Linked DNA regions of Mus musculus: region 1 is linked to region 2. A link is a loop called in an ENCODE intact Hi-C map of the cell type or tissue named here. Cell type or tissue: heart. All regions are shown on one strand. Each heading gives the region's core, and the rest is flanking DNA. Links, peaks and the distances in the headings are about the cores only.

Region 1 (15,154 bases), core at 4,137-12,136, 110 kb after region 2:
GCAGGCTGTTAAGTTTTGTTTGAGACAGGGCCTTGAACCTCCTGCCTCTGCCTCCAGGATGCTGGGGTTACAGACATGGGTGTGCCACCACGCCTGACTTAACGGTGCTAGGCAGGCACTCTGCCAATTGAGGTATCTGCACTGATCTTTGTTTTGTTTTGTTTTGGTTTTGGTTGAGACAGGGTCTCACAACCCAGCCTTGGCCAACCTTGAATTCCTCTGGAGATCAGGGCTTCGCCTAACTATTGGCATGTCGGGGTATTCCATGACCATTGAGAATGGGCCCACCTGGAAGCCTGGCAGCCTAAGACAGCCACAGGAACTGTTAAGCCAAGGGAAAGCTATGGCTGGGCTCCGTCCAGGGAGACAGAAGCTCAGCTGTGCCAGTGCTAACCCTGCCTGCCAAGGTCGCCAGGGTCACCAAAGCCCTTGCTTTGCTCTGTTTTTTTTTGTTGTTGTTGTTGTTATTTTTTTAAAGATTTATTTATTTATTTACTTTATGTATGTGAGTACACTGTCGCTGTCTTCAGACACACCAGAAGAGGGCATCAGATCCCATTACAGATGGTTGTGAGCCACCATGTGGTTGCTGGGGAATTGAACTCAGGACCTTATGCTTTTCTTCTAGCTCCAGCCTGCTCGATAGCTGCTCCCTAGCTGTTGTTGTTCTTGCTCCAACCCATTTGCTGTTGTTGTTATTTCTGTTTATTGGTTTGGTTTGGGTTGTTTGAGAGGAGGTCTCAGGTAGCCAAGCCTGGCCCTGTAGCAGTGGGTGACCTTGAGCTTGTGACCCTCCGATCTCTGCCTCCTGGGTGGTAAGATTACAGGCACACACCACTCTTCATTGCCCCAGAGCTCATCCATTAGGCTAAGCCTGCAGTCAAGTGAGGTTCAGAGATTCCTCTCTGTCCATCTCCCCAACACCACGCATGGCTTTTACCCAGGTTCTAGGGTGTGAACTCAGGCGAGCACCTCACTGGCTGGGCCGTCTTCCCAGTACAGAATTCCGGTCTCCTTTGTTTGATTAAGTTAGTTCCTTGACAGTTTAACACTTATTTATGATACATTTAGCTGCCTCTCCTTTCCCCATCTCACCCCCCCACACACACACACCGGTCTCCACCATCCCTTCCCTCCCCAACCCCGCCCTCCTCCCTGTCTGTCCCTTTCCCAGATTCATGACTTTCGGCTTTGTTATGTGACCCATTTCGTTTAGTGCCTTCGGTGTGACTGTTGCATTGTGACTACCCACTGAGATCTTTTGGGTGCTGTTTTGATTTTAATGTTTTATTACAGCTATTTATTTTGGAGGGGTCCGTACATCATGGCACACATGTGGGGAACTGCTAAGGCTTACAGGCAAGTGTCCTTACCCACGAGGCCATTTTGCCAGCCCTGGGAGCCTGATTTTTTTGAGACAGGGTCTCAGATTCACAATATAGCTGAGACTGGCTTTGAACTTCTGCTCCTCCTGTCTCCAAGTCATGAATGCTGGGGTTAGGATCATATAACACCAGACCCAGCTCCAGCGTCCTGTTTTGTTGTCGTTTGCTTGGTTTTGGTTTGGTTTGATTTTTCTTTTTTTTTTTCTTTCTTTTTTCGAGACAGGGTTTCTCTGTGTAGCCCTGGCTGTACTGGAACTCACTCTGTAGACCAGGCTGGCCTCGAACTCAGAGATCCATCTGCCTCTGCTGCCCAAGTGCTGGGATTAAAGGCGTGCACCACTACCGCCCGGTCTCCAGTGTTCTTTTATGTTTTTTGTTTTGTTTTGTTTTGTTTGGATTTTGACTTTGAGACAGGGTCTATGTAGCTCTGGCTGTACTGGAACTCACAGAGATCCACCTGCCTCTGCTCTCCGGGTGCCCTCTGGGTTTTGATCAGAGTCCAGGCAAAAGAGATGCTCAGGGTCTGAAGCCTGTGAGTTTCTACACTCCTCTACCTGGCTGTCACCTGAACTCAGGGACTCCTCCTTGTTAGACAACTCCCCCATGTGTGTCACAGCACTCGGTGCTCTATACAGGATCTACATACGGATCTACCTCCCTCTACTCCCCAACCCCCCACCCCTGAGATTATACACAGACAGGCAGGCAGATAGACCCCTCCACACCCAGCCTTTTTCCTTGGGTCCTCATGCTTTTGGGGCAAGTGCTTGACTGACTAAGCACCACGCACCCCCCCACCTCCCCCTTACCCTCTCTCCTCCCCCACCCCAGCTCTGATTTTGTCTTGATTGGACTGCAAGCTGGGCGAGCGTGGAGACCATCCAGCAGGTTCGGTAAGGAAGCGAATCTGTCCAGTGCGGCTTTGTGCCAGCTGAGGGCTTTTATACATATTTCATTTTATCCTAACAGCAAACCCACGCTGTCTCAGCTACTGTCCTGCTGCTATGATAAAGCACCCCGATAAAAAAGCAACTTTGTGGGGTACTGGGGAGATGGCTCAGTAACCACTGACTGCTCTCCCAGAGGTCCTGAGTTCAATTCCCAGCAACCACATAGTGGCTCACAACCATCTGTAATGGAATCAGATGCCCTCTTCTGGTGTGTCTGAACGTAGGACAGTATACTCACATACATAAATAAGTCTATTTAAACAAACAAACAAACAAACTTTAGGGAAAAAGGGTTTATTTTGACTCCCGGTTCAAGGGCACACAGTCCATCACTGCGTGGGAGGCATGGTGGTAGGATGTGGAAGCGGCTGGTCACACTGCATCCAGAGTCAGGAAGCAGAGCATGACAGTTCCCCTCTCCTTTTGTATAGTCCAGAATCCCAGGCCAGGCAACCCTCTTCCCCTTCCTGAATGTCCTTTGTCCCCCCACCCAGTCTGCATTCCCACAGTTGAGCCCAGCCAGATCTCTCTTCCTCTCTCTGCCTTACCAATCTCTGTAGAGTAAATGGTGCCGATAAGCCCCCAACATAAGCTTTGGACCCAGGGCCTTCTGCCTTCACCCCTCTCCTCTAAGACTCTGAGCTTCTCCCTCATAGCTACTTAAAGGCACCCGAATGGACAGAGTGTCATAGTTCTGTAGCGCTCTGCTCTGTGGTAAACATGCGACTCTGGACTTCTTGGTAAGGAAATGAAGTCCCTGCTAGCCTGTTTAGCAACAGCCCCTCCTGGCCAGGGTTCTCTGACACTCGGAGCCAGCTGGGGACACACAGTTCCCAGAAACGTACAGTGACAGGGTACCTTCCCTGCTCAGTACCCTGACACATCCAGGGCGTCTACCCAGCCTCTTCTGTGCCCAATACATTTGTCTGGTCTCTGCACACCTCAGAGTATCTTCCATAGTCCCTACAGCCTGCTGAGGGAGACAGTGGGGGCTCTGGGAAGCACAAGGTGCCTGGGTCTCCCTCTGATACTTGCAACTGTGATGAGTTAGGTTCTTGGAATCTAAGGGTCCTTGGGTGTGAGGTAAAGGGGATGCGATGGGGCTTCAGACAGATGAGAGTGTGAGGCCTCAGGCACAGAGCCATTAGGAGTGTTCACCATGGCCACTCCAGCTAAAACACATGGAGGCCCTGGCCACAGCAGGATGGCCTGCCCACAACTGAAATTCTTGGGATCCTATCAGCCTCTAGACACAGCATATACTCAGCCTCTGGGACCAGAATATGTGCCACGTAGATATTTTTCACAAACCAAGAGGACATTTTCACAAGAGGACATTTTCACAAGAGGACATTTTCACAAGAGGACATTTTTCACAAACCAAGGCCCTGAGCTCAGCTCTGCAGAGAGTGAGGCATCAGGTCCCAGGACTCTGAGGTCTGGAGAGGATCCTCAGAGGTGAAGACACGGGGTCCGGCAGATACGGGACAGGCTGGGACAGGATGCCCAGACAGACAGGCACCTAGAGAATGCTGAACCCATGTGAGAGTCACCAGGTACTGTAGGGAGCCCCACAATATTTTGAAGGCCCTCCAATGAGATTATAGCTTATTTTAAAGTCAAAGATAGGGAAGCCGGGCCGGTGGTGGCACACGCCTTTAGTCCCAGTACTCAGGGTTGCAGATCTCTGAGTTCAAAGCCAGCCTGGTCTACAGAGTAAGTTCCAGGACAGCCAGGGCTACAAAGAAAAACCCTGTCTCCCAAACCAAACAAACAAATAAAGTAAAATCAAATCAAATCATGGTTGGGGAATGGACAGTTGTGGGCTCTCCCCCTTGGAATCTCAGAATATAGGAGGCTGGGGTCAGAGGATCATGAATTTCAGGCTCACCTGGCCTATGACATAAGACTGTCTCAACAAGGAAAAAAGAAACTGGGCAGCACTTTTTAAGGTGGAAGAAAATGTGACCCCCATGTTAAAAAATAAAAAGTCCTTAGAGGTATGGTGAGAAATATTGACTCGACAGAATCCCACAAGAAGCAGGCTTCATGGCCTGTCTATGAGGACGTCCCTAAACTAGGATAAGTAAAATGAGCAGATCCGTCCGAAATTCTACCAGCACCACTGGGTACCCTGGGAGAGCAAGGGAAGATGTCACCTGAGTGCCAGTAGCTACCACCATGCAACCGACTCCTGACCGGTCTCCTTCCTCACTCCAGACACAGTGTGACCAGCCAGCCACCTCTTTGCACCAGCCCCTCCCCTCCATGACTGTTGTACCCTCAACAGGGCCATGAGCCGTTGAGGGTCATAAGCCCTTCCTCAAACCGTGAGCCAAATAAGCCCTTCCTTACATTGACTTTGTCAAGAGTTTTGTCACGGCAGCAAGCAAGGAACTAATACTCTCTTTTGTTGAGCTCCTTGAACTCCTGCCCCTTCTACTTCACCCTCTGGGTGCTGGGATTACAGGTGTGCACCACCTCGCCCAGTCTATGCTGTGATGGGGAATCAAGCTACAGCCTTGTAGGTAAACACTGCCAGTTGAATTGCTTAGCAGGTAGCATGAAGATCCAAGCCCGTCTGGGTCCAAACCGTTATTGTTACTATACCTCACTGGGTATTCACTAATAACTTTATTTGATAGAGTCCTCTCAGCCTGAGGTGGAGACAGTCACCCCATTTTACAGCAGAGCAAACCAAGGCCAGAAGAGAAGGGAGTTCTGTGCCCACAGTCTCTTGTCTAGTCAGTGAGGGAGTCCAGAACCAGTCCCTGGCCCTCTTGACCACCCCTGGCTGTGTTCAGAGCATTTCCTGTCTTCCACTGTGCAGTCCTTCTACCCTCTCTGTGACCCTCAGTGTGACCCTGCACAAATGACGGTCTGCCTCTCTTCCCACCCACTTTCTTCCCGAAGCTTCCAGCCCCACAGAGGGATCCGAATGGCGTGCCCATCCCCCCCTCCCCTCAAACACACAGCCAAGCAGGAGCTGCTACTGCAGCCCCAGAGGCTGTGGAGAAAAGGAGGTGGCTTGCCAAAGCAAGAGCACAGGTTTACATGAGGCTCCGGTCCCCGGACAAATGCCCCTCTGTACCTTCAGGCCTATTGTGACTGGCAGCCGTCCAGCGCTCACCGCGGGCAGCTTCAGAAGTTGGGATTGGTCTGTCTGCAGTCCTCGCTGCAGCCCTGCCCTGCCAGGTCCTGACTTGGGCAGGAAACAGGGGGTGTACTCTCTCTGGAATAGAGACTGTGCTAGGCAAGCCAGCGTGGGGAGGGTGAGGGGCCACACCCTGAACCACTCAGGAAGCCCAACGTCTTAAGGTAGTGAGCAGCTGAGAGGAAGGTCACTGGGTCCCGACTGTCCCATTCCACGGGACAGAAAGCTGTACACTAGACGGAACAAGTGACTTTGGAACAGTCCCGCAGCCAATGAGCAACAAAGGTAAGATTTAAATCCAGGACCCCTCCCTCCCTCTCAGGCCAACATTCCAGCTATCAGGGTCTCTGCCATGCTCCCGTGTGAGGCTACAGATCAGGAGATATGGGCTCCCTGAAAGGGTGGCCTGCCTAGACACTGGAGCACTGGGTTCCTGGGACACCGTGTCTCCATTGAGCAGAGCAGTGAGTCTCAATCTGCCTACGATGCGACCCTTTGATAGAGTTCCTCGCGTTGTACTGACCCCAACCCTGAGATTATTTCATCGCTACTTCATAACTGTAATTTTGCTATGGTTATGAATTGTGATGTAACTATCTGAGAGGCAGGATATCTGATATGAGACATTACCCCAACGGGGTCAGGACCCACGGGTTGAGAGCCCCCACCCCAGCGAGCTTTTCTCTCTGTAAGTCACACATGGTAAGCACTTGGAGCCTGCCACGTCCTCAGGAATGGCAGAAGGAGAGGCAGGAACCCAAATCCAGACAATGTCACACACGATACACGGCTCTGTGACCCCAGCACTTGGGAAACTGAGGTAAGGGGTGGAGTTACAGAGTAAGATCAGGCTGGACTCAAACTTCAAACTTGTAGCAGTTCACCGTGTAGAGTAACCGGAATTATTATAGTGATCTCCTTTTTGTTTAAAAAAGATGTATTTATTTATTATATGTGAGTAGATTGTAACACACCAGGAGAGTGCATCAGATCTCATTCCGAATGGTTGTGAGCCATCATGTGGTTGCTGGGAATTGAACTCAAGACCTCTGGAAGAGCAGTCAGTGCTCTTAACCACTGAGCCATCTCTCCAGCCCTGCTTTCCCATTTCTAACAGGCCTTATTTCTTTTTCTTTTCTTTTTCTTTTTTAAAAAAGATTTCTTTATTATTATTATACATAAGATCACTGTAGCTGACTTCAGACACACCATAAGAGGGCATCAGATCTCATTATGGGTGATTGTGAGCCACCATGTGGTTGCTGGGAATTGAACTCAGGACCTTCGGAAGAGCAGTCAGTGCTCTTACCCGCTGAGCCATATCACCAGCCCCAGGCCTTATTTCTGAAGACAGACAAAAACAGGCTGGAGAGATGGCTAGTGGTTAAGAGCTCTCTGGTTACTCCTTCAGAGGACCCAGGTTCAATTACAACCTCCACACGGTGGCTCCCAACCATCTATAACTCCAATTCTAGGAACTCTGACACCTTCTTCTGACCTGGGCACCAGGTAGCATGTGGTGGATAAACACAGTCAGAACTCTCACACACTACAATAAGATCAATACATCTAAAAACAATGGGGGAGGCCCGCTGGAGAGATGGCTCAGTCAATGACATGCTTGCCGCACAAGCGTGAGGACCTGAGTTTGACACGCCCCAGCAACCACATAAAAAGCTGGGAAGCAGGCAGTGCCTTTCATTCCAGAGCTGGGGAGGCAGAGACAGAAGGATCCCTGGGGCTCACTACCTAAGCCAGTATGTGATGAACTTCAGGCCAGCAAATGATCCTGTCTCATAAAACCCGTGGGTCGCACTTGAGGAATGACACCCAAGTTAACTTCTATCCTCCATATGCACACCTGTATGTGACTGTGGGGTGGGGGAAAACATTACTATTATGTGTATATATGATGTGTGCAATGTGTGCACATGGGGGTGTGGGTGCATGTGTGTGTGCATATGAGCGAGAGAAGTGGGGGGAAGGGAGAGTGAATGACTTTGGGGAGTCGGTTCTCTCTTGGGTCAGGCTTGTGCTCTGAGCACTGTTACCTGCTGAGTTATCTCTCCTGCCTCTTGCTTTCAGTAAGTGACTCAGTAACTCCGAGTTCTCTCGCTTCATGGGAGCAATACTGCCACGGCAGCAGGGCACTAAAAGAGAAACGGGGTGGGGGTTCTCGACAGGCCTGGTTGTTACTGTGGGTCAAGGGCGAGTTATTTTATGCCTCTCTTTGCTGTTGCTGTACCCTGCTCCACGCTTCCTCTCTACATGCATCCCGAGGCTCTCTTGGTCCTCAGTTTCCCTGATTGTAAAGGAGAAGGCTGTGGACACAGGAGCAGCTGCCTCCTGGGGTTCTCATGGAGGATGTGGCAGATGAGGAAGCACTGGGGGGGCCGGTGTTGAAGTAGAAGTGAAGATCTCTCCCTTGGCCTCGGCGGGGAGCTTAGATTCCGCTGTAGCTCATCTACCTAACCCCAGCAGCCGATCAGTCACCTGTCTGTCTGTCCAGAGAGTGGGGAGTGTCCGTGGCTGGTAGAATCCTCTCTCCCTACTCCCTTCAGACAGACATCTCACCCCAGGTACGTGCCCTTGTCTCCCGATTCTCCTGCCTATAGCTCTGTGTCGGAGAGTGCTAGGTTTACCACTACACCCAGGGCATGACCCTAGGGCAGGCCAGGGACGCATTGTACCAGTGAGCTATACCCCAGACACTGCGGCTTAGGTGGTTGTTGTTGTTGTTGTTAGACATAGCCTTCTAGCTCCAGGCTGGCCTCCAACTCACGATCCTCCCCAGTGGTGGGGTTCCTGGGTGTGTGCCATCACACCCAGCTACAGTTCCCATCTAATCTAATTCCCACAAGACCAGTGGAAAAGCTCTACTGGAACAGGTCCAAACAGGAACTGTGAAAGACAGGTAAGGTAAGGAGGCCTGGGTTGTAATGACAGAATTCAGGCAGGGATCGTGGACCAAAAAAAAAAAATTTTTGAGCCTAGCATGAGGGCACAGCTCTTGGATGACTGGGAATTTGAAGCCAGTCTGCTCTATGTAAAAAGTTCCAAGACAGCCACAGCTTCCCAAGTCTGTGTTTCTGAAAAGAAAATAAAAGCCATTATAAATATTTCAGGCTCCCGATAGCCCACTTTAAGGATTGCTGAAATGGAAGATATTTAACCAAGAAGAACGTTTTCAGAGACCACAGAATTGCTCTTTTCCAGGGTAGGAAGAAATCCTTAGACGCTTGGGTTCCGCAGGCTAGTTACCGACCTACCGCTAACTGCTACCGCCACCTGCTGGACAGAGGTAGAATTGCCACGCTGCTATCCGCAGTAGGGAATCCATGAGGTTTCACAGGTTTGGTTTGTGGAAAAGATGGTAAAAGGGAATAGGGCCAGCAGCGAGATTGGGGGTGGGGTGATGACAAAGTGATCGTCATTGTCTGTAGCTCCAAAAAGCGCCAGTATTTCGGAAAGTCGGAACTTTTCTTTAATCTCATTTAAGCTTCTTAATTATTTATTTATTTTGTGTATGTTTGATGATGCATGGGTAGAGCTTAAAGGACAACTTGTACAAGTCCCCCCTCTTCATAAATCATGTGGGGGTTAAACTTGGATCATCAGGTTTGGCAGCAAATGCCCCGATTTCACGTTTTAATTTTTTTTTTTTTAATTGCTGAGGTAAGGGTTTCATGTAGCCCAGGCTGAACTCATACTTAATGTGTAGCCAATGATGACCTTGAATTTCTGACCCTTCCATGTTTCAGGTGTGACACCATTGATACAGTGCTGAGGACTGAGCCTGAGGCTGCTTCTTTTATTTATTTATTTATTTATTTGGTTTTTTGATACAGGGTTTCTCTGTGTAGCCCTGGCTGTCTTGGAACTCACTTTGTAGACCAGGCTGGCCTCGAACTCAGAAATCCGCCTGCCTCTGCCTCCCAAGTGCTGGGATTAAAGACGTGTGCCACCACGCCCGGCCTGAGGCTGCTTCTTGTGTGTTAGGCAAGAGTGTTACCTACCGGGCTCTGTCGCACTCATGGAAGCCGAATCGCTTTACTGAAACTCTGGGTTGCGGGTGGATATTTGTGAGTTTGTCTGCTGGGGATTTGGTTTTCTTGTCTTCTCCAGGGAGAAGCTTGGAAGCACAGGGAGGGCTAGGGCGGAGATGTATTGAGGTGTTGGAGGGGGACAGCATTTATCCTCCTGATAACAGTTCTTACACTTGACCCCAGGGGGAGTCAAAGGGAGGATGAGTCAGTATGTAAAGGGTCATGACCTCCGCCACTTCCCAGCCCAGCCCCCACACAGGACCAGTTAACCAGCAGAGGGAACAACCGGCTCTTGTGGAGACGGAGACGCTAGCTTGAGTAAAGTTAGGCTGAAGTATGTCAGAGTGTGTTCAAGAGCCGGCACGGTAGGAGCTGGGATCAAAGCTGGAGTAAGCATTCTGGCTCTGTGAGTGGAACCATCCTTAGCCATCTTGGGTTTCTGTCCATCTCAATACTCACGAAGGCCATCTCTTCTGTGTGTGTTCTCTGGGAAGCAGTCTAAGGGAGGGGGAGGGGATTCACAGTGACTGGCTGGGCGTCCCAGAACTCAGCCTATGGCCTGGTATAGCTTTGGCTAACAGCTACATTAGGTGGGGCTCCTGTCTACTCTGCACCTCGGATGCCTCCTCTGTGCAGTGGGTGCCGTGGCTGCACCCTCCCCTCCAGAATGAGGATGAGGGTGGAATAGGATCCTGCCTGGGGAGGCCAAGAGCCATGCTCATTACCGTAGTTGTGAAATTAGCTGTGGTCTGGAAAGGCCAGCCTTGCCGTCCCGAGTATCCCGACGTCCCACGGCCATGGGCATGCACAGTCCCCTGTCTTGGGTCTGGCTTGGTTAGCTACGGTTGCTGGGGCCCCCACACATGAAAGCATCCACACCCGTAGCCATCAGTGTTCACCGCCCTCCTCCCACCTTCTCTGATGTGGCAGGAACAGAGATGCCATTGAGAGCTGTCGCTGCCGGCATGAGGCAAGATCGGCTCTGGGGTTGCTCACTGTTCTTCTTGAAGGAGGAGTGACTGGCCGCCACCGGCACCTGAACCCAGCACCCAGGAGGTGAACCCGGACGGACCTGAGGAGGATCCTGTGTCCTGTGTCCTTGGGAGACTACTCACTGGTCAGTGTGTGTGTGTGTGTGTGTGTGTGTGTGTGTTTATACATGTGTGTATCTATGTGTATACATATATGTATGCTTGAATGAATCTGTAACGATGCGAGGGGGTATGAGGGCATATGTATGTGTGTATATGTGTTTATATGTGCATATGTACATGTGTGTATATTTATAGGGGAATGAGTGGGAGTGGGTATGAGGGTGTATGTATGTTTGGCTATGTGTTTATATGTGTGCATGAGTACACATGTGTGTATGTTTGTGTGAATCAGGGAGTGGGTGGGAGTGGGCATGTGTATGCATGTGTGTGTGTATGTGTGCATCTGAGTGTTACTGCAATGACTGGTCACTGCTCCCACCAGGTGCATCTCAGGGCAGAGGGGTGGCAGAACACGGGCATTCCAGGGGGCTGCTCTTCAGTTTGCAGACTAACTGAGCACAAGAGTGAGCTTTGTAGCTCTGAGCCTCAGGTCCCGATGGGAAGCCATGGGAAAGGAAACCCTGTTTTCTGTGGCATCTTGTACTGGGAGCAGGTACTTGTACTGGGGTTACACAGAAGGTTTGGGCAAATGCGCCTTATTAGCACGTCTGCCTCACTGTGGCGTCAAAGGCAGGGGTCCGTCTTCAAGAGCCGAGCAGGGAGCCCGCCATCCTGATTTCTCATCTTTAGCCTATGTATTTGTTTATTTCTTTAGAGAGAGTATCTCACTTATCCTGGGCTAGCTTCAACTCCGTTTGGAGCTGAGGATAACCTTGAAATCCTGACCGTCCTGCCTGCATCTCTGCGGCGCTGGGATTACAGGAATTCTCACTATGCCCAGGCTCACTGAACTCCTAATAGCAACACATTCCAGGCTTGAGATGTTGCTCAGTGGGCAGAGTGCTTGCCTAGCAAGCGTGAAGCCCTAGGCTCAGTGCACACACCTATAATCCCAGCAGCGCTGGAGACGTGGCGGCCAGAGGGTCAGTTCAGGCTCATCATTAGCTATATAGTGGATTCGAAGCCGACCTGGAATACATGAAGTGCCATCTCAAAAAACAAAAAGTAGTGCTCACAGCTTAGTCCTAGTCTCAGCTCCCTTAGGGCCAGGCCTTTCATTTTCAGACAAGCAGAAGCTGGGAGGGGTTCTGTCCCTTGCTGCCGTCCTCCCACTGGCAACAGGGAGATGAGGCTGTACCTGGTAGACAGAGCTAAAGAAGAACCAGACGAGGCTATATCTTCAGGGGGCGACAGGGAGTGTGCAAAGACAAGGCAGGGACACTAGCTGTGCTTTCTGACTCACAGAGGCTGTGGGACAAGAGAGAACAACCTTGCTAACGCTGTCTGGGTGGGAGTCTTCAGGGAAGGGTGGTGGCTTGAGGCTGTGTTCTTCCTGCTGGGGAGTATGTGGCCCACCCCAGCTTGTCTAAGGCAATCAGGTGACCAGAGCCCGGGACAGAAGACAGGGGAGGTCTGTAGAGCCCTGTACGTTTCCTGGAGGAGGAGCTGAGCCATGGAGGCCCTGAAAAATCACAAGAACCAGGGTGGGAGTTAGGACCCTGAACTCGCAGTGGGGCAGAGAAACTGAAGGGAGAGCCTGGCCTATAGATGAACAGGGCCAGGCCACCAAGATCCGTCTTATGGTAGTAGTTGACAGAGCCTCCAAGTGAGTGAAGATGGCCTCCCTCATGTCTCAGGCAGATGCCTGTCCCTGTTTCCATTGTAGCTGGGAGAATGTTGGCGGAAGGGCTTGGGGGCCTTACTCTAGAGCAAGGTTCTTGACCTGTAGGTCCCGACTCCTTTCACAGGCGTCGCCTGTCAGGTATCCTGCATATCAGATGTTTACGTCACGATTCCTAACAGTAACCAAGTTGCAGTTATGAAGTAGCAACGAAAATAATTTTACGATTGGGGGTCACCACAACATGAGGAACTGTATTAAAGGGTCACAGCATGAGGAAAGTTGAGAGCCGCTGGTCTAGAGAGTAGGGGGCTGAAACCTGAGGCAGCCAGAACAGAAACAAGAGGAAAAGGCGGGTTCCTTGTCTCAGCAATCCAGCGGAGCTGGCACATGTCTATCTGTATAGCTATCTCTGTCTCTGTCTCTATCTCTATCTCTGTCTATCTCTATCTCTCTATCTATCTCTCTCTCTATCTATCTATCTACGTCTATATATCTATGTATCTAAATATCTATGTCTGTCTATCTAGATCTAGATCTGTAGATCTATAGATAGAGATATAGAGGGATAAAACCCAGGGCTTCACATACCAGACACTTGCTCTACTACTGAGCTAGATCCTCAGACTCTAAAATAGTGAAGTGAAATTTTGCTTATTTCCCGTCTTTTCCTGACCCCTGTAGTTCAGAACAACCAATTTAGAGCACCAGCCTGCTTCCGAGGCATGCTCGGTCAATCCTGGCATTCCCTCCTGGTGGCGAGACATCTAACTATGCACCTCCCAACCCACCCTGACCTTACTGGGTTGAGTTTGTCTTCCTACTAGTGACCTAGGAGAAGTGTAATGAATTCACACTGCTTTGAAAAAAAAAAACCCCACAAGTTTCTAGGCTGGAGAGATGGCTGAGTGGTTAAGAACACTGGCTGCTCTCCCTGAAGACCTGGGTTCTATTCCCAGACTCTACAGGGCAGCACACAGCCATCTGTAAATTCAGTCCCAAAAGGTCTTATGCCTGCTTCTGACTGCCACCTGCACCAGACAGACAGACAGACAGACAGACAAGTGAAAGGACTCATACCCAAAAAATAAAGTAAGTCTAAATAAATAAAAAATATTTCAAAAAGAAAAACCAAGTTCCGAGTTCCTTGCCAAGCAAGGTGGCGGCGCACATCTGTGATCCCAGCCACCTGGGGAGGTGGAGTTCAAGGTCACCATCAGGCTGCCTAGGCTATGTGAGACCCTGTCAGAAGAGGTGGGAGGAAGGGAAGGGAGAAGGGAGGGAGGGACGTTCCTTACACTTCTGGGGTACTGCTTTTAGGAACAGGCCTCATCTTTACTTGCTGTCCAAAGAAACTGTGTGTTTGAGAGTTCTAGGATCATCCAGGAAATGAGGGAAAGAGGCTTTGTACGGGCATGGTAAGACTAATCCAAGGTTTTTTGGTTTTGTTTGTTTGTTTCTTTGCTTTTTGATTCTTCAGCTGACAGCAAGAGGATTGATTGTGCATGAGTTACACTTGGCCACAAGAGAGACCAGAACTAGTCCAGAGTGCCAAAGGTCCAGGGCAGAGGGCCAGCGGGACTGTTTTGGTCCTAGGAAAGGCAGTCATTTTCCCAGGTGATTGTGACGAGGTGACGTTGCAGGTCTCCTGAGACTTACTACCGACAGCAGCACACAGTCCGACAGCTTGTTCCGGTGTCCCGGCCTTGAGCATCCCTCACTTCTGCTCCCGCAGGCGTCGTGGGGGCACAGGCTGGTTTGCTTGGCCCTCATCCTCATCTCTTTTCTCTTGCGCTTCAGCCTGCGCATTCTCTTCTTCCGCCTCTTCCCTCTCATGGCGCAGGAATCTCAAGGAAGGTGGTGCTAAGACCGAGAGCCTAATCCAAGTTGTAAGCAAAAGTTCTCCTTTGTTTTCAGCAGGGGCGAGATGACCACAGCCACCACTTTGGGGGACGCCGTCTTCTCGCTGAACATGACCAGGGGAGAGGACGCCCTGTATAAGAGTAAGGTGGACTTGGGGGAAGGTGGCCAGGGCCAGTTCTGGGGTCAGCTTCCTGGTCCCATCACTTGCCAACCCTACATGGCTGCTTTGTCCTGGGCCTCAGTTCCCTCACCTGTGAGACAGAGCATCCTAATGAAGACCCTGCAAGAGGTTGTTGTGAGAGTGTAAATGAGCCCCAGGAGGAAGGGCCTGGTTCCTGTAGATACGCACAGCACATTAACCACCCCAAGCGCCGTGGCACAATGAGCTGCTGCTCCTCTTTGTCTCCAGCAAGTCCTGGAGTCCAGGGAGGGATGGGAGTTCGAATCTCTCAAGAGACTGAAGTGGGTCTCCTTGAAAAGTTAACTGCTTGCTAAGTTTGGTAGTGCACACCTTTAATTCCAACACTGGGGAAAGCAGAGGCAGGAGGATCTCTGTGAGTTCAAAGGCCAGACAGGGCTATCCAGAGGGAGATTCTGCCTTGAAGATGACAACAACAGAATTAAAAGGTAACAGCTCATTTACTATTTTTTCTCCCCCTGCCCCCTGTTTTTGAGGGTTTCTCTGTGTAGCCCTGGCTCTTCTGGACCTAACTCTATAGACCAGGCTGTCCTCAGACTCAGAGATCTGCCTCCAGAGTCCTGGGATTAAAGGCGTGCAATACCACTGTTCAGTTGGTAGAGCGTTTGCCCAGCAGACCCTCATAAAGGCCTGGGTTTTATTCCCAGCACTGGCGATGTGGGAACGGGAAGATTGAGAGTTCAAGGTTATCTTCAGCTACACATTAAGTCCAAGAACAACTTGAGCTGTACGAGACCTTGTATATTAGTTTATGTCTCTACTGCTGTAATGAACACCATCGT
Region 2 (15,095 bases), core at 6,972-14,971:
ATTTCTGGGACATGTTCCGTCTGTTTGAGAACCACAGCCTCGCGTCCTTCTAAATACCTGAAATAAGATGCGGCATTTGTAGGGGCCATTTTACCCTGCGGGCGGCTCTGTAAGGGTTAGGGTGTGGAGCATGTCCACCAACTGCTGGGAAGCCCCAGGCTTCAAGCACACAGAAGTGCCAGAATTAAGGAGGCCACCCAAGGTCACCATCACTGCTGGACTGTGGAGGCTTTAGATCTCATTTTCATTATTGACTTACTTAGTTTGGCGGAGATATAATTTACATACAGTTCAATTCATCAGCGGTAAAGGTATGCGTCTTGACAGTGGGTACAATTGGGTCATATACCACCATGACTAAGACATTAAGGTTATCTGTATGCCACAAAGTTGGCAAGCGCGTTTGCAGGCATTTCCCTCGGGGAACTGGTTTCTGCCGGTTTCCGTGCTTCCTGTCACAATGGCTGCCCTTCTACAATGTGGCACAAATGTGACCATCAGCTGATCAAGTGCTACTGACCCAGTCCTCGTGGGGCTGGAGAGACAGCTCAGTGGTTAAAAGCATTCACTGCTTCTGCAAAGGGCTTCTGTTCGCTTTCCAAGCGCCTACACACAGAGAAGTTCAGAAAGCCTGGAACTCCAGCGTCTGAGAATCAGATGCACTTTTCTGGCCTCCACAGGCACCTGCACACTTCATATGAGTAAACACACACACACACCTAGAAAGGAAAGGTTACTTGTTTGTTGTTGTTGTTTTAAAAATACTTCCTAGATTTTGATTGGTATTGCATCAAAAATTCCGTGAGAATATCTCAGCTTCGTTGAGTATTGAGAGCCACTCATCTGGCAGATCTCCCGTTTATTCTGATATACTTGCATTTCTCAGCAGCAGCTTGTACTTATGAATGTATCGCTATTGCACATCTCTGTGGGCCTTTGTGAGAGAGTGCCACGGTGCACGCGTGAAGGTCAGAGGACAAGCCTCAGGTATTAGACCCCGCCTTTCACCTTGCTTGCTGTGTCCGGCTTTTAATGGGTTCAGGGGATCCTAACTCAGGTCCCCGTTGGACACTGTCTTATGAGCCATCTCCCCATCCCAACGTAGACTTTCTTAAATGCAACCCTAGGGGGTTCATATTCCTATGTCACGAAAATGGACTCTCTTAAAAGTCTTGACATGAGAATTGGTGCTGGAGACTGGAGCCGGGCCATGGATGATACCAGGCAAGCCGTCTGCCCCTGAAATGCTTCCCCAGTCGTCTGTTTCCAATTCTCCATTTCTGGTGATTTTTATATATTGATCCTGTTCTCCAACTTAGCCCTGTTTTTTCAGTTCTAAAAGCTTCACTGTAGATTAGGAATTCTAATAGAGATAACCATCCATCCATCCATAAAAGACCGGGCTTATTCCATCCCTTTCTAATGTATGCCATTACTTTCTTCCCTTGGAACATTGCAATGCCCGGGGCACACCCTGAAGGTAGCTGACAAGAGCAGATATTTATCTTAATACCAGCTTGAGTAGGGATACGCAGGCCTTCTGCATAAAGTCTGATGCTAGTTACAAGGGTGTTGTTGTTGTTGTTGTTAGGTTAGTTGAATTTGGAGACAAGGTCTCCTTATATATTAATAATCCAGGCTGGCCTAGAACCTGTGATCCTCCTGCCACAACCTCCTGTGTGCTGGGAATGAAGGTGTGTACCACATTTGGTTCTAGGAAGTTTTCCTTTTCTTTCTTTTTTTTTTTAATATTTTTTAAAGATTCATTTATTTATTATATGTAAGTACACTGTAGCTGTCTTCAGACACTCCAGAAGAGGGAGTCAGATCTCATTACGGATGGTTGTGAGTCATCATGTGGTTGCTGGGATTTGAACTCCGGACCTTCAGAAGAGCAGTCGGGTGCTCTTACCCACTGAGCCATCTCACCAGCCCTCTTTTCTTTTTTTTAATAGAAGATATTTTTCATTTTTAATCCTAATTTCCTACAACTCTTTTCCTGTGTAGTACCAGATATTGAATTTTATGGAACACTTCATCTTTGTTTGTACACATGACCCCTGTCGGTATTCTTTGCGGTTATATTAACTGATTTACACTAATTAAAATATTTTTTAAATCTAGAATTTCTGTAATTAGTGCTACTTTGGTTGCAATGTAGACTTCCAGACCTATGTACAAGGCTACCAAACGGTAGCTTTCTTCTATTTTTTTTAAATGTCCTCGCTTTTTGTTTCATAAAATGAGTTTAAAAGTATGTATTTCTTTTTTTCCACTATTTCTCCATTTGTGTGTCTGGGCATGCACATTTGGGGGTCCAAAGGCAATTTGAGGGGACTCACTTTCTTCTTTCACTGTATGGTTCCCTGGAATTGAACTCAGGTCACCAGGTTGGCAGCAAGCACCTTTCCCTGCTGAGCCATCTTGTCGACCCTGCTTCTCTTTTTACTTCCTAGTATTGGCATTATCCTCAAAGTGTTTGCTTAGGACTCAAATACTTTCTTCTTTCCATTCAGATGAAGCCAAGGTCTGATGTTGAGGGAAGGTTCTCGGCGATACATTGCGTGACTTAATGCTGTCAGCTTCTCCTGGAAAACAAGCACATTTCAAAGAAACGTCTCCGTTTCACCGCCATGAGGTTCATTAGCATAACTTTGTTCAAAACGTTCCTTATTGCCCTGGCTTGTTTGGGGGCAGGGTCCCACTAGGTAGCTTTACTATGCAGGGCAGCTGGCCTGTGCCCCAAGCTCTGGGTTTAAGCGTGTGCATCACCACACCTGGCCAAACTGTCCTTTTAATATCTGCAGAGCTGGCCTTCCTTTACTCCCTGTACTAACAATTTACACTTTATAGACTTTTGTTGACAGGCCTGCTAGGGCTCTAACAACCACCTTTTCAAAAGCAAACAGCTTTTCCATGTCCTTTCTTTCTGTGAGTTCCACATGCTATTTTTAACTCTTAGGAGAAAGCCTGGGCCACTAAACTCGGACTTCTCTTACCACTTAGAATAAAACCAATATTTTAACCTTAAATTTGTCCAGAGGTACCGTCTTAATGGCACCTCGTATATTTTGATGCGTTTCGTTTTTATTTTCCTCTCGGTTTACACCATTAACCCTTGTGACTTCTTTTTGAAACGTGGAAGTCGGGTAATTCATTTCCAAGCCGTTGGGGGAATTTCCCAGACTTCTTCCTGTGGTTGGTTTTGAGTTTTCCTATATGGTTGGCTACAGTTTTGCACAGTTGCCACCCTGATGGACTGCTCAGTGTTGGTGTTCACGCCTTCTATGCCCCGGTTTCCCACGCAGTGCTGAGGGATGTGCTGGCGGCCCCTGGGCAGCACCACTGGCGGCTCTTCTTTATTTCCAGAACTCTCCCTGTGTTCCATGTATGTTGAAGCACTGTTAGGGATGCACACATGTGATGCACACATGTAATGCACACTGTTAGGGATGCCTGCACACATGTGATCTATAGGTACTTTTGAAATGCCTCTGTCTAGCTCTGGTAAGATTCCTGTTCTGTCTTATTAATATTTCTTGCTAATAGTTCTTATTAATATCCCCTCCAGCTGTCTTTTAATTACTATTAATATCTATACCCCTTCCTAGCCTTTTTTTGTGTGAACCAACTGTTCCTTCATATTTAAAGATAGTTTTTTTTTCTTTCTTTCATTTTTTTAAAGATTTATTTATCATTATATCTAAGTACACTGTAGCTGTCTTCAGATGCACCAAAAGAGAGCGTCAGATCACATTACAGATGGTTGTGAGCCACCATGTGGTTGCTGGGATTTGAACTAAGGACCTTCGGGAGAGCAGTCGGTGCTCTTAACCACTAAGCCATCTCTCCAGCCCCTCATTTAAAGAACAACAACAAAAAAAAAAACAAAACAAAACAAAAAAAAAACCAAAAAACTGGGCTTCAAACCCAGGACCATGCAGTGACCTATAACCCCAGCCCTAAATGTGGTTCCCTGTTGTTTTGATTCTGAAGTCTGAACTTGGGACTAGGAGCATGCTAGACACCAGCTCTGCCCCCACGCTGCATCCCCACCTCCTGGCCCCCACAGTTATAGAGAGGTTCACTGTAATTCTTACCTCCCTCCCTCTGCAAGCTCGGTGCTTTTTCTTGTCTTGTTTGAGGAGCTGTTTTGCTATTGAGACAGGGGCATCGCTGTGTAGTCCTAGCTGGTCTAGAACTCTTTTTATGTAGACTAGGTTGGCCTTGAACTCACAGAGGTTTTATTTTTCTTTTGTTTTTGTTGTTGTTTTTAACAAACCTAATTTTTGTTTTCTTGTTTTGTTTTAAAGACAATAAGCTATGTAGCCCAGGCTAGCCTTGAACTTGCCTCACTTTCTCCAGTCATGGGTTTTAAAGAGTGCATCACAACAGCTTCCACCTACTTTTTTTTTTTTTTTTTTTTGTCTTGTTTGAGGCAGGGTCTAACTACATAGCCCTGGCTGTCCCGAAACTATGTAGTCCAGGCTAGCCTCAAAGTCCCCTCTGCCTATGTCTCCTGAGTGCTGAGATGAAAGGTGAACCTACTTGCACATAGGTTCCTGCTTTGACTTCCTTTCATGACTGCGGTAAGAATGTAAACCCTTTCCTCCCTAAGTAGCTTTCAGACAAGACCTTTATCACAGTGGGAGATGGCAAACAGAACAGAGGCATTTCCTCCAGAGGTCCCCTCCCCACTGCCAGTGCTCTGCCGCCTGCAGCTCCGCTCCCTCAATGATCTACTTTTTCTTTTTTTTTCTCACTGATCTAATTTTGATGGTGCCTTGGCATGGTTTTCTTCAGGACTTTTCATCTTCTCCTTCTCCTCCTCCTCCTCCTCCTCTTCCTCCTCCTCCCCCTCCCCCTCCTCCTCCTCCTCCTCCCCCTCCTCCTTTTTCCTATTTTTGAGACAGGGTTTCTCTGTGTAGCCCTGGCTGTCCTGGAACTCACTCTGTAGACCAGGCTGGCTTCGAACTCAGAAATCCGCCTGCCTCTGCCTCCCGAGTGCCGGAATTAAAGGCGTGCGCCACTACCGGCTTCTTCAGGACTTTTAATATTTGGGATTCGATGCATTTCCTGACGGCTTATGCTTTCCATTGGATTCTGAGACCATTTCGCAGACCTTTTTTTTTCTGCTCTCCCCTTTTCCAGGGTGACAGTTATACATGTGTTAGGTCACTTGTGTTTTCCTAAAGGTTGCCGAGAGTCTGTCTGTCTTTGAAGCTCGGCCTGGTTTAACCTCTGTGCTCCATTAGACCATCTAGATTGTTCCAGCTTCAGCTTCACCAAGCTAGTCTCACCTGTGGACCTCATCAACTGTTTTCGTTTTAATTGCTATATAAAGCGGAAAGTCCTGGTTTCTTTGGAAACTCAATTAGGCTATAATGGTGTTTTGCTGGGGCAGAAGGGTGAAGGAATGTTTTGCCGAAGCAGACACAGGTGAAAGGATTTTTTGCTATAGCAGATCCATGAAAGGATGCATGATGTCCAGAAGGAATATAAGAATGACCCTACAGACAGTGGGCGCTCTGACTCACCCATCTTCACTGACGATGCACACGTATCGGTTCGCCTTACACTGCGTTGTCGAACTTCGCCTGTGATGACATCATTGAGAGAAACTCTCCAAAGAGCTTCCTTCCTGTGTGGTTCCTGCAGTTTCTTGCCCACTTCCCTGGACTCCAGCCTATTATTGAACCTGGCCATTTCTCTTAGATCCAGCTGCCACTACTGATTCGTGTGTGGTGTCTGCTGAGTGGACTGCACTGGGAACAGTGAAGATTGGAAAAGCCCCCCAAAACTATCTCTAAACATGTCTGCTTCCCCTGCATCCTAATCACCTCTCTTTCCACTGCATCTGGTGGGTGGTGGGCTCGAGGGAAGGATGGACCCTTATTAAAGTAGGTTGTGAAAAATATACGCCTACACTTACATTTCCTTCATTTCTAAATGCTACCCTGTGACCGCGAGTATTCATGTGTATATGTATTCATGTGTATGTATTCATGAGTATTCATGTGTATACATATGATGCCTGAGTGTGAAACACCACACCAGATGTCTTCCTCCCTTTCTCCCTTTCATTTTTGAGACAGGGTCTCACAATGAACCTGGAGCTGACTGATTTGACCTGCTGACCAGGGAGTCCCAGGGGGCCTGCTGTCTCCATCTCCTCAGAGCAGGGATGTGGGATCTGGGTCTCTCCTTTGTGAAGGAGGACTCTACCCCTTAGTGGAGACAGGCCCTCGTCTCCTCCCTTGAGGATTAATTAAGCGGACAGGTCTGGGATCTGTCTAGGGGCCATCACTGGGAAAGGGAGGTTACCAGGTAATATCCACCCCTTCCCCCAGTGCACTCCCCAGCGGTTGCCATGGGGATCTGCTGGGTCTGACCACCTAGCCATAACTATTTCCTCTTTTTTCTTTCAGATGCTATCCAGAGCTCAAGAGCCCTGCTTACAAATTCCCCAATGCTTTGAATTTGATCTTTTTCTAAAGCTCCTGTCCTCAACAAGTAGCTGATCTCTGTGCCAGCTTCTCCTCTCCACCCTTGTCCTTCCTCCCCAGCAGCCATGACATGTACAGCTCACCTGCCCTTTGAAAGGGCTTCTCCTTTCAAACTAATTCAATCGCCCTCAACTTGTTTGACTTGGTTCTTTGTCCTTGGGCTTCTGTTAGTGTTCCTTCTTAAATTCTTTTAGTAATGAAACTGAGAACCCCAAGAGGGGACCCTGACTTCCATACATAATATGGGGCTCTTCTGGGACTCCCCAAGATGCCTGGGAACACCACTTGTCTACCACATTTTCCCTTTTTATCAGCAGAGAAAGCTAACCAACCTCTGCACCCTTAGGCAGCGTCTCTTATCTTTCTGTTTTTAAAAAGACCTTCCCCGTCCAGCCTCACGGTGACTATGCTGTCCTCTGCCTTCCTGGGGGCAGTCTTCTCCAGTCTGTAACAGCTTTTCTGGAGTCTTCTCCAGTCTGTAACAGCTTTTCTGGAGTCTTCTCCAGTCTGTAACAGCTTTTCTGGAGTCTTCTCCAGTCTGTAACGGCTTTTCTGGAGTCTTCTCCAGTCTGTAACGGCTTTTCTGGAGTCTTCTCCAGTCTGTAATGGCTTTTCTGGAGTCTTCTCCAGTCTGTAACGGCTTTTCTGGAGTCTTCTCCAGTCTGTAACGGCTTTTCTGGAGTGCTTTTCCGCTGGTTCTGTAATATCTGCCATTGCTGGTACTGCTCTCCTGGTTGGGGTCCATTTTCCTGGATCTTCCTGCTGGGTACGTGCGTTTGCATTCTTTTCCCCTGGCTTGTTTTTGGTAACTTGCAGGTTTGACTTCTTCAAGCGTTCAGGCTTGGGAAGATTCAGAGCAGTTTTTATTCTGGAAGTCATTTATTGTCACTACTAAGGCATGATACTTGATTTTCTTTTAACAGTATCTCTTGTAGCCTGGGCTGGCAAACCCACCATGGAGCTAATGATGACCTGGAACTTCTGATCCTCCTGCCACCGCCTCCTGACTGATGGATTGCGTGCATACATCACCATTTATACCCCTGGATGTGGCGCAGGGAATCGAGTTCAGGGCTACACACATGTAAGCTAGGCAAGCAGTCTGCCAGCTGAGCCACGCCCTCAGTCACTAGGCATACTGCTTCTGTGGAATCATCCTATCTCCTGTCTAACACAGTGTCCCTCCATCCTGGCCTATGGGGACATGAAGTATCCTTGGCTCTGGGGTTCCACAGCCAACACCCAAAGCGATCTCTTCAGATTGCCAGCTTTTTCCCTAAGCCACAGTCTCCTCTGGTATTTTAGATCACAATTCTGCATTCTTTGCCTTCCCTGGACTCTGACCTCCATGTCCTTATGTCAGGTAGCATCCCATCACTTAAACAAAATACTTAAAGACTTGTATTGGCTCCCGGCTCCCAGGGTTTCAGCCCCTCCTCATCGGTCCCGCTGCTCAGGGCCTACATCAGCGCGGACTTCGGGAACACAGCATAGTGGAAGTAGGGGTGGGGGGTCCTCTCCACAGCATCCAGAGAAGCAAAGAAAAACAGGAAAGGGCTGGTCCCAATAGCTCCTCCAACATCACACACCCAGTGACCTAACTTCCTTCCACTGGGCCCTATCTCCTGAAGATTCCACAAACCCCCAATACCATCAAAGGCCAGGGACCAGGTTTTCAACAAACAGGCCTTGGGGGCCATCCAAGCTGCAATGCTAATGCACTTCAATTCAGAAGACTAGAGTTTGTTTCCACTGCCCTCCTGCCTGCAGGGCAGCCTGGAAATTGCTCCCTCCCTAATCGAGGTAACTTCTCTCAGGGACTACATTATTGGGCCACCTGCTTGTCTGAGATCTAAAGAGTTTTCTAATCCATGTGGCTGGGGCTATTATTCTGTTTTTTCTTTTTTCTTTTTTCTGTTTGTTTTTTTCATTTAGTTGTCAATAGCATGTACACAGTTTCATCTCCAAAGCAGTTAATTTTTCATGAGCTGACTCTGGATTCATTTTACCCATACGCCCTAAGGAACTCTCCCTGTCTCTAAATCTTAGTGAATGGGGGAATTGAGTAAGCAATTTTAAGTCCGTCTAGAACTTTCTTCTTCACTGTGTGTTCCTTGATGGATTCTTCTTCGCGAGGGCAATTTGTATAATCTAAGATTTTAACATTTAATAAGATCACGGGAAACTATGGCTTTAAAACATTAAGATATTTCCAAACAGCGATCAATACTGACCAGAGAACAGTGCCTTTTACTGTCTCTGAAAGCAGCCAGTATTCACTAACCGCATTGCCGTGTGACCTTGCTGTTTTAGTAAGGACCATTTTTTAGCCCTCCCGTTAAGGACGCTGCTGTTGGAGAACGCTGGGAATGGTGTCTCATGAAGACAAAGCCCTGGTTTGTTCGGCAGCAACAGCAGTGGGACGTGTAATCCAAGCACTTTGAAATAGAGGCGAGAGGATCAGAAGTTCAAGGATAGCCCGATCTACACGCTGAGTTCTAGGCCAGCTTGGATCATATGTCCAGACCCCTATCTCACAAAACAAAGCAACAGGGCTGGAGAGATGGCCTAGTGGTGAAGGGCACTGACTGGTTTTCCAGAGGGCCTGAGTTCCATTCTAAGCATTCATATGGAGGCCCCAAGCCATTATATAGCTCCAGTGTAAACAGACCTGATAATCTCCCTTTCCTGGCCACCACAGGCACCAGGCCTGTGTGTGCTACAGAAACAGACAGACAGAGAAAAATATCCATATTCATAAAGTGAAAATTAATTTTTTTAAATGACAACAAAAAATTTTGGAGTGATGTTTTCTCCTTTAATGCCAACATGAAAAGGTGGATGGATCTCTGTGAGCCTAAGGCCAGCCTGGTTTAAATAGAGCTTTCCAAGCTAGCCAGGACTACATAGTGAGACTTTGTCTTTAAAGAAAAAAAATTCGGGGCTGGAGAGATGACTCAGAGAGAGGTTAAGAGTTCAATTCTCATGAACATGGCAGCTCACAACTATAACTCCTGTTCCAGGGGCAATCTGACAACCTTCACACAGACACACATGCAGTCAAAACACCAATGTACATAAAATTAAAATAATCTATTTTTTAAAAGTTGCAAGAGATTTTTAAAATTATGCTTCTCACGCAAATTATCAAATTTTTGGAAAATTTTAAGAAAGTATAAAACTGTCAAAGAGTACATTATTCTACCACCAGAAGGAAACAAGTATCTATCTTGCTTTCCAGTCTTCCATGGAATGCTGGTACAGTTGGTAGAGAACAGATATAACCTAGCTCTGCCCAGGATGCTGCTTGCCAGGTGAGCCTCCTGCACTTGATGGGTCATGACGGATGGTCACGGTCTAGCCTGATTTCCTCCAACTTGAAACATCCCTACTAAAGGATAGTGGAAGGCACAGGAGATTCAAAAGACCTTTCAAAGCCCCAGGAGATTGACCCATTAGCTATTTTGCTTGGTGAGAGAGTGTGTTCAAGGCCTACATGGAACTGTACCAACTGGTTAGTGGCTTCGAGAAGCCAGTCTCACCCTTTCATTTGGCCAAAATGGAGTCCAGAATAAAGACTTGCTGAGGAAGACGCGGGAGTACCAAAAGGGTTCTGTTAGAGCTGGCTCTTGGAGGTTCACCCACCGCCCAGTTCTGAGACCCCCTCAAAGACTGAAGTAGGGGCATCAGATGTCCAACCATTCACCGGGCCCAAGGGGGAGCTCTTTTCACGTTGGTACACTGAGGGCTTAAGCTGACCCACTCGTACCCCAAGTGGCACCTTCTGGCATCCGAGGCACCACCCAACTGGCCACAGAGATTCCGCACGCACCCGGAGTATGGAGGTCTCCGTGGGTGTCCCATGGAGTGCGCGGAATCCTCCTCAAGACCTCAAGGACCGGTCCCTTAACAGGAACTGGTTCCTAACTAGTCAATCTATCCCTCCCGCCCGGTCGCTATGGCAACCACTGGCCTAACATTCCAGAGTCCGGCGGCAGGCAACTGGCTAACTAGCCAGGGGTGTCCTCTGTGTCTTTAATGTGAAAAGCTGTTGACCAATCGTTGGAGACGTTTCAAAAACCAACAAAAAAAGCTACCAGAATTTTGGGGTTCGGATTGACAATGCTAAGGAGAACCTGTTAGGCAGGGAACTAACTATTAGGGTTTTTGTTTCTGGGGTTCAGTTCCCTTTTCTTGTTTGTTTGTTTGTTTGATTGTTTCGGTTTTGTTTGGTTGTTGGGTTTGTTTGGTTTGTTGTTTTTGTGACTCATCGAAGGAATAAACCCAAGTGTTCCTACCCATCCATCCACACCCTGAGTGTGAGAGCAGAAAGGTCGATGACATAATTCCCCAAGGGCAACCGTGCAGTATTCCAAGAGCCCCTTACCCGTTTCACCGCAGCCACAGTGCCTAGCCACAGCCCGGCTTAAACCCACCAGCGTCTTCTTTAAAATTATGGGATAGTCCCCTGTTAGAAACTGTCTCCCGCTTGTTCCTCAGATCACATCTCCTGCCACCCACGCCTCAAGAAAAAAAAAAAAAATCTCGCACCGACCCAGTTGGTCTTTGGGCATCTCCCATAATACAATATGGCAGCTCCATCCTCTCTTAAACTCTCCCTCCCAGTTCTACCGCGTTTCCATCGCTGAGGTCTCCCCAATGTCATTTCCTCGTAAAACCTGTGTGATCTCAACATCTCCCCCAGAGGTTGCTGTGCGGCTCTGGACTGAACGGCGCGTGCTGAAAAATGAGCGCGCTGGAAGCTCCACGCGCAGGTTCATGCTCACAGCCGAACCCCTGGGAAACAGCAGCGGGCGGGGGAGGGGTGCGGGGGGGGGGACGGGACTACTAGGATGATTGACAGCCTACCGGGGCTGCTGAGCTGCAGGCGTACCGGGAAATTAAGGACGCAATACAGCCAACAGGTGGGACGCAGGCGCAGGAAAGAAGGGGTACGCACGGTCCCCGAGACGTGTCAGGGCTCTGCTGGGTTTCGATACTGGAGCTACCTGATGGAAGCAGCAGGGGCGCCGCCCGGGACGGTCGGTGGCAGTTAGCGCAGACTGCGGGGGGACACCAGGCGGGCTGCTTAAGCCCAGCCTACTTGTCCGGCAGGTGGAGGTGAGCAGCCATAACTTGGGGACCAAAGCAGCCCGGACTTCTTCCTTTGGCCGCTAGAGGGGACTCCTCCAGGTGAGTGTCAGGTCGCCCCTACGCTTCAAGCGAGCTTGGCGACGCAGCCAATTATTTCAGGATGTCCCGCCCATCCCCTCCCGACAACCACTCGCCTGCGCAGAGGCTTCGCCAGCTTGGGACTGGCAGGCAGTGTAACAAATCAAGTCTCCACCTTTGAAAGCAAAACACTGCAGCCCCTTGGAAACTCGGAGCTGGGAAGGGATCCAAGAGGCTGTACCTAGGGGTGGCACGGAGTGTCCGAGTCGCTTCTCCGGAACCTGGGATAGGTGGATCTAGAAGGAACGTCCCGGGTGAGTCACGGTCATGACTGAGGGAAGGGGTACTTGAAATCAGGCTTGCTGTTTTGATCCCCTAGTATAAATATAGTCTCCCTTGTTGTTGCCAGCCTTGTCAGTTTGGGTTCTGTTGCCTCCGATTTTTTTTTTTTTTTTTTTTTTTTGTCTCTTCCATATTTTCAAGGAGGGTGGGCACGGGTTTGCCTTAATGAAGGAGATGCTGGGCGTTACCAGATGAGGAAGTGGAAGGCCAGTACTGCCGGCTCCAGCGTGCAGGAAATAGCCGGTGCGACTGGCAGGTGGATGGAGGGAGCTCTGTGCTTGGTACTGAAACAGAGGTGTGTCTCTCCGAGAATGTCACCCCTCAGTGCTCAAAAGCCCCGGGAAAGAAAAGCTTGGCATGAAACCGACGTTCTTTGGTCAAACTGAATCGTCAGGTGGTGACAAGACCTCCATGCACGCACGCGGGGGGGCGCGCGCGGACACACACACACACCCTTGTTTTTAGTTACAGCCAATTTCATGGCCGCGAGGCTGTTATGCTCGCTGGAAGACTTGCTCGGTGGGGTTAACGGAGTTATTCATTTAGATGAGGCCGGGGGATTCGAGTGGAAGCAAGCACTTTGTGAATTCTCTTGGGTCAGTGACCATAAACTGTGACTGTGATTGTCAACACTGGCTTGGCTGTGTGCCTCTTGGACATATGTCAGCCTTGGACCAACAATAAACCATCACCAGGCCAAAGTGTGAGCCTTATAAGGGAATGCAACTTACAGAGTCCACGGAGGCTTTGGGGTGATGCTACACGGCAGTTCAAGGAGAATCTTCCTCCCTCTGTCTTTGGGTATTCAGAGCTCTGGGGGTTCCCTGGGTAGAGAGGGGAGTTGAAGCTACTGTTTAAAAGCCAGTGACTCAACACACACACACACACACACACACACAGAGGGGTGCGGTGGGGGGAGACAACCTGCTGTCCTCCCTAGCTGGTTCCCAAGGCCTGTTTGCATTTTCTGACATCCTGTGGGTGGGGCTGGGTATATCTGTTTGTGGCCATGGGTTCTGAGTAAGGCATTCTTTTTTTAAACCACAGTGTATCATGGGCATTACATTTGGTCGAGTGGGCATCTATGCAAGTTACCTTGCCAGGCTCTGAGCTAGGTTTCCAGGAACAGCAGAGGACCTGACAGGTGCCTTCAATCCAGGGCCCCCTCAACTCCAGGCTGGAAGCAGCCCTAGGTCTCTCCCAGGTAGAAGGAGCTCTCGAGCACCCCCATATTAACGATGTCAGGACAGAGATACAGACATTTAACACAGAGTTGCTTTCACACACATGCAGTCTAATCCAAGAGTAATTATAATTATGCCCTCCCAGTCTTCCCAGAAAATTATGGTTCCCAGTTGATCCTATATGCATTGGATCTAACATATCAAAAAACATATGGGAGGCATCTTGCAGAAATACTGTCTCAAATGATAGCAGCAGCAACAACTTAACTTTAGGCCCTTTGACAAGGTGCAACCTGGGCAGAGAGGTCTTCATGGCTGCCCTGTACTAAGCTGGCATTTGGTGTCTGTGCCTGTCTGTCTTGTGACATCAGTGCATGCTGTTGCTTTTCCTAGGTGTGGAACAGGAGGTAGAGGGAACTAGAAACTATGTGATGCGCAGGTTTTTAAAACCTAGGCCCTCAACTCTTTCTTGGGTAGATGCCTGGGAGCTAAGAGCATAGATGTATGAATGAACCCTATAGGGTTACACTGGGGAGTGGGCCCACAAGATGGCTTAGTGGGTCAGGGTAGTTGCGGTTAAGCTTAATGAGTTGAGTTCAATCCCCAGGACCACTATGTAGGATGGAAGGAACTGGCTCCACCAAGCTGTCTTCTGTGCACCTTAGCACACCACATCCCATCGGATTTCCGCGCAGCCCGTGGCACAGAAACATGAGTCACGTTTTACAGCTAAGGAAACTGGCTTAAAAGCTGGGGGTAACCTGGCTGAGGTACACAAGGTAGCACATGTCAGATCAGAAGCAATCCAAAACATGTCAAGAGGCCATCGGGATGGCTCAGCAGGCGAAGACAGCTGTCAGGCAAGGCTGGAAGCCTGAGTTCAATCCCTGGAACCCACTGCGGGAGGAGAGGACTGACTGCCACCACCTCCACAAACACACGACGACCCTCAGACACTCACATACGTGACGATAACACATTAACAACTACAACGTGAAGTATAGTAAACAGTTTGCACAATAGAATAGAATATAAATTCATATGATTTTTGTTTGGTGCTTTGTGTGGGGTTATTCTGTGTGTGTGTGTATATATATATATATATAATATATATTATATATAATATGTATAATATATATATATATATTTGAAAGCATAAGGCTGGATAGAACCTTTTAATACAGTGTTAGGGTTTCCACTGTGAGCTCTTGGATTTTCTCTTCTCTGTTTGGGAGACAAGTGTGAGAAACACTGAAAACAGCAGTCCAGTTAAGCTAACAGGGTGATCTTTATCCCTGCTTCAGCTCAAAGCCACAATTTACAGATGAGATGCTGAATCACCCAGAGCCAAGCTGACCCGGGCATCAGGCCCCACCTCCCAGTACAGCGCCCCTGCCCCGTGGAGGATTTTCCTCATAGTCTTTCCTTCCTAAGTTGAAACACCCGTGATTTGGTTTGGTGTGGTTGTTCATCATTGTTACTGTTGGTTTGGTTTGCTCTAAGACAAGATCTCATTATGTAGCCCAGGCTATCCTGGGGTCCTGTGACAGCCTCCCCTGAGTGCTGGGCTTGTAAGCAGGTGCTGCCAACCTGATGGCCGTGGGATCTATTGATTCATTGATTTCAGAGACAAGGAGAAGCAGATGTCGGTGGCCCATTATCTTGTCCTCAAGCTGATGGGTGAAATAGGAGTTTAAATCGGGGGGGGGGGGGAGCGGGAGTTGGGGGAGGAAGGGGAGAAGAGGGAATGGGATGTCTAAGAGCCAAGAGTAGAGTTTTAGAAAGATCTGTTTATTAAGGGGGTCAGAAGCTTGGTAATCATGCTGTCAGGGTCTCCTTTCCTGTGGCCAGTCGTACTTTGTGGGAAGAGCTTTCTCGAGCAGTGAAGCCG

Evidence for each region. A loop is a pair of places that touch in the nucleus more often than their neighbours do. Peaks named below come from ENCODE experiments on the same cell type or tissue, not always from the same donor. Only the 100,000 strongest peaks of a DNase experiment are listed, where the experiment ranks them.
Region 1: it touches region 2 in a loop (2.8-fold over the local background); 11 of 42 quality-filtered maps call a loop at or near these places.

The regions. Positions count from the first base shown.
Region 1 is chr4:135,376,150-135,391,303 of GRCm38, reverse strand. Ncmap (noncompact myelin associated protein) reads left to right here. Exons shown (of 5, transcript NM_145555.2): 2 at 10,466-10,652; 3 at 14,231-14,313. The coding sequence starts at 14,238. Among named protein-coding and RNA genes, the nearest start is that of Ncmap, 14 kb to the left of the region's middle. In heart, for the core only: a CTCF peak has its summit at 8,774 (motif pointing left); no DNase peak of the experiment used is centred there; H3K4me3 peaks cover 235 bases; H3K27ac peaks cover 772 bases; H3K27me3 peaks cover 1,286 bases.
Region 2 is chr4:135,491,327-135,506,421 of GRCm38, reverse strand. Nipal3 (NIPA-like domain containing 3) reads left to right here and starts at 11,844. Exons shown (of 12, transcript NM_028995.4): 1 at 11,844-11,992. It overlaps Stpg1 (sperm tail PG rich repeat containing 1), which reads right to left and starts at 10,435. Exons shown (of 9, transcript NM_030189.3): 1 at 10,276-10,435; 2 at 1-57. The coding sequence starts at 13. In heart, for the core only: CTCF peaks have their summits at 11,669 (motif pointing right) and 12,452; DNase peaks (open chromatin) are centred at 8,081, 10,461, 11,821 and 12,331; H3K4me3 peaks cover 3,043 bases; H3K27ac peaks cover 2,263 bases; H3K27me3 peaks cover 436 bases.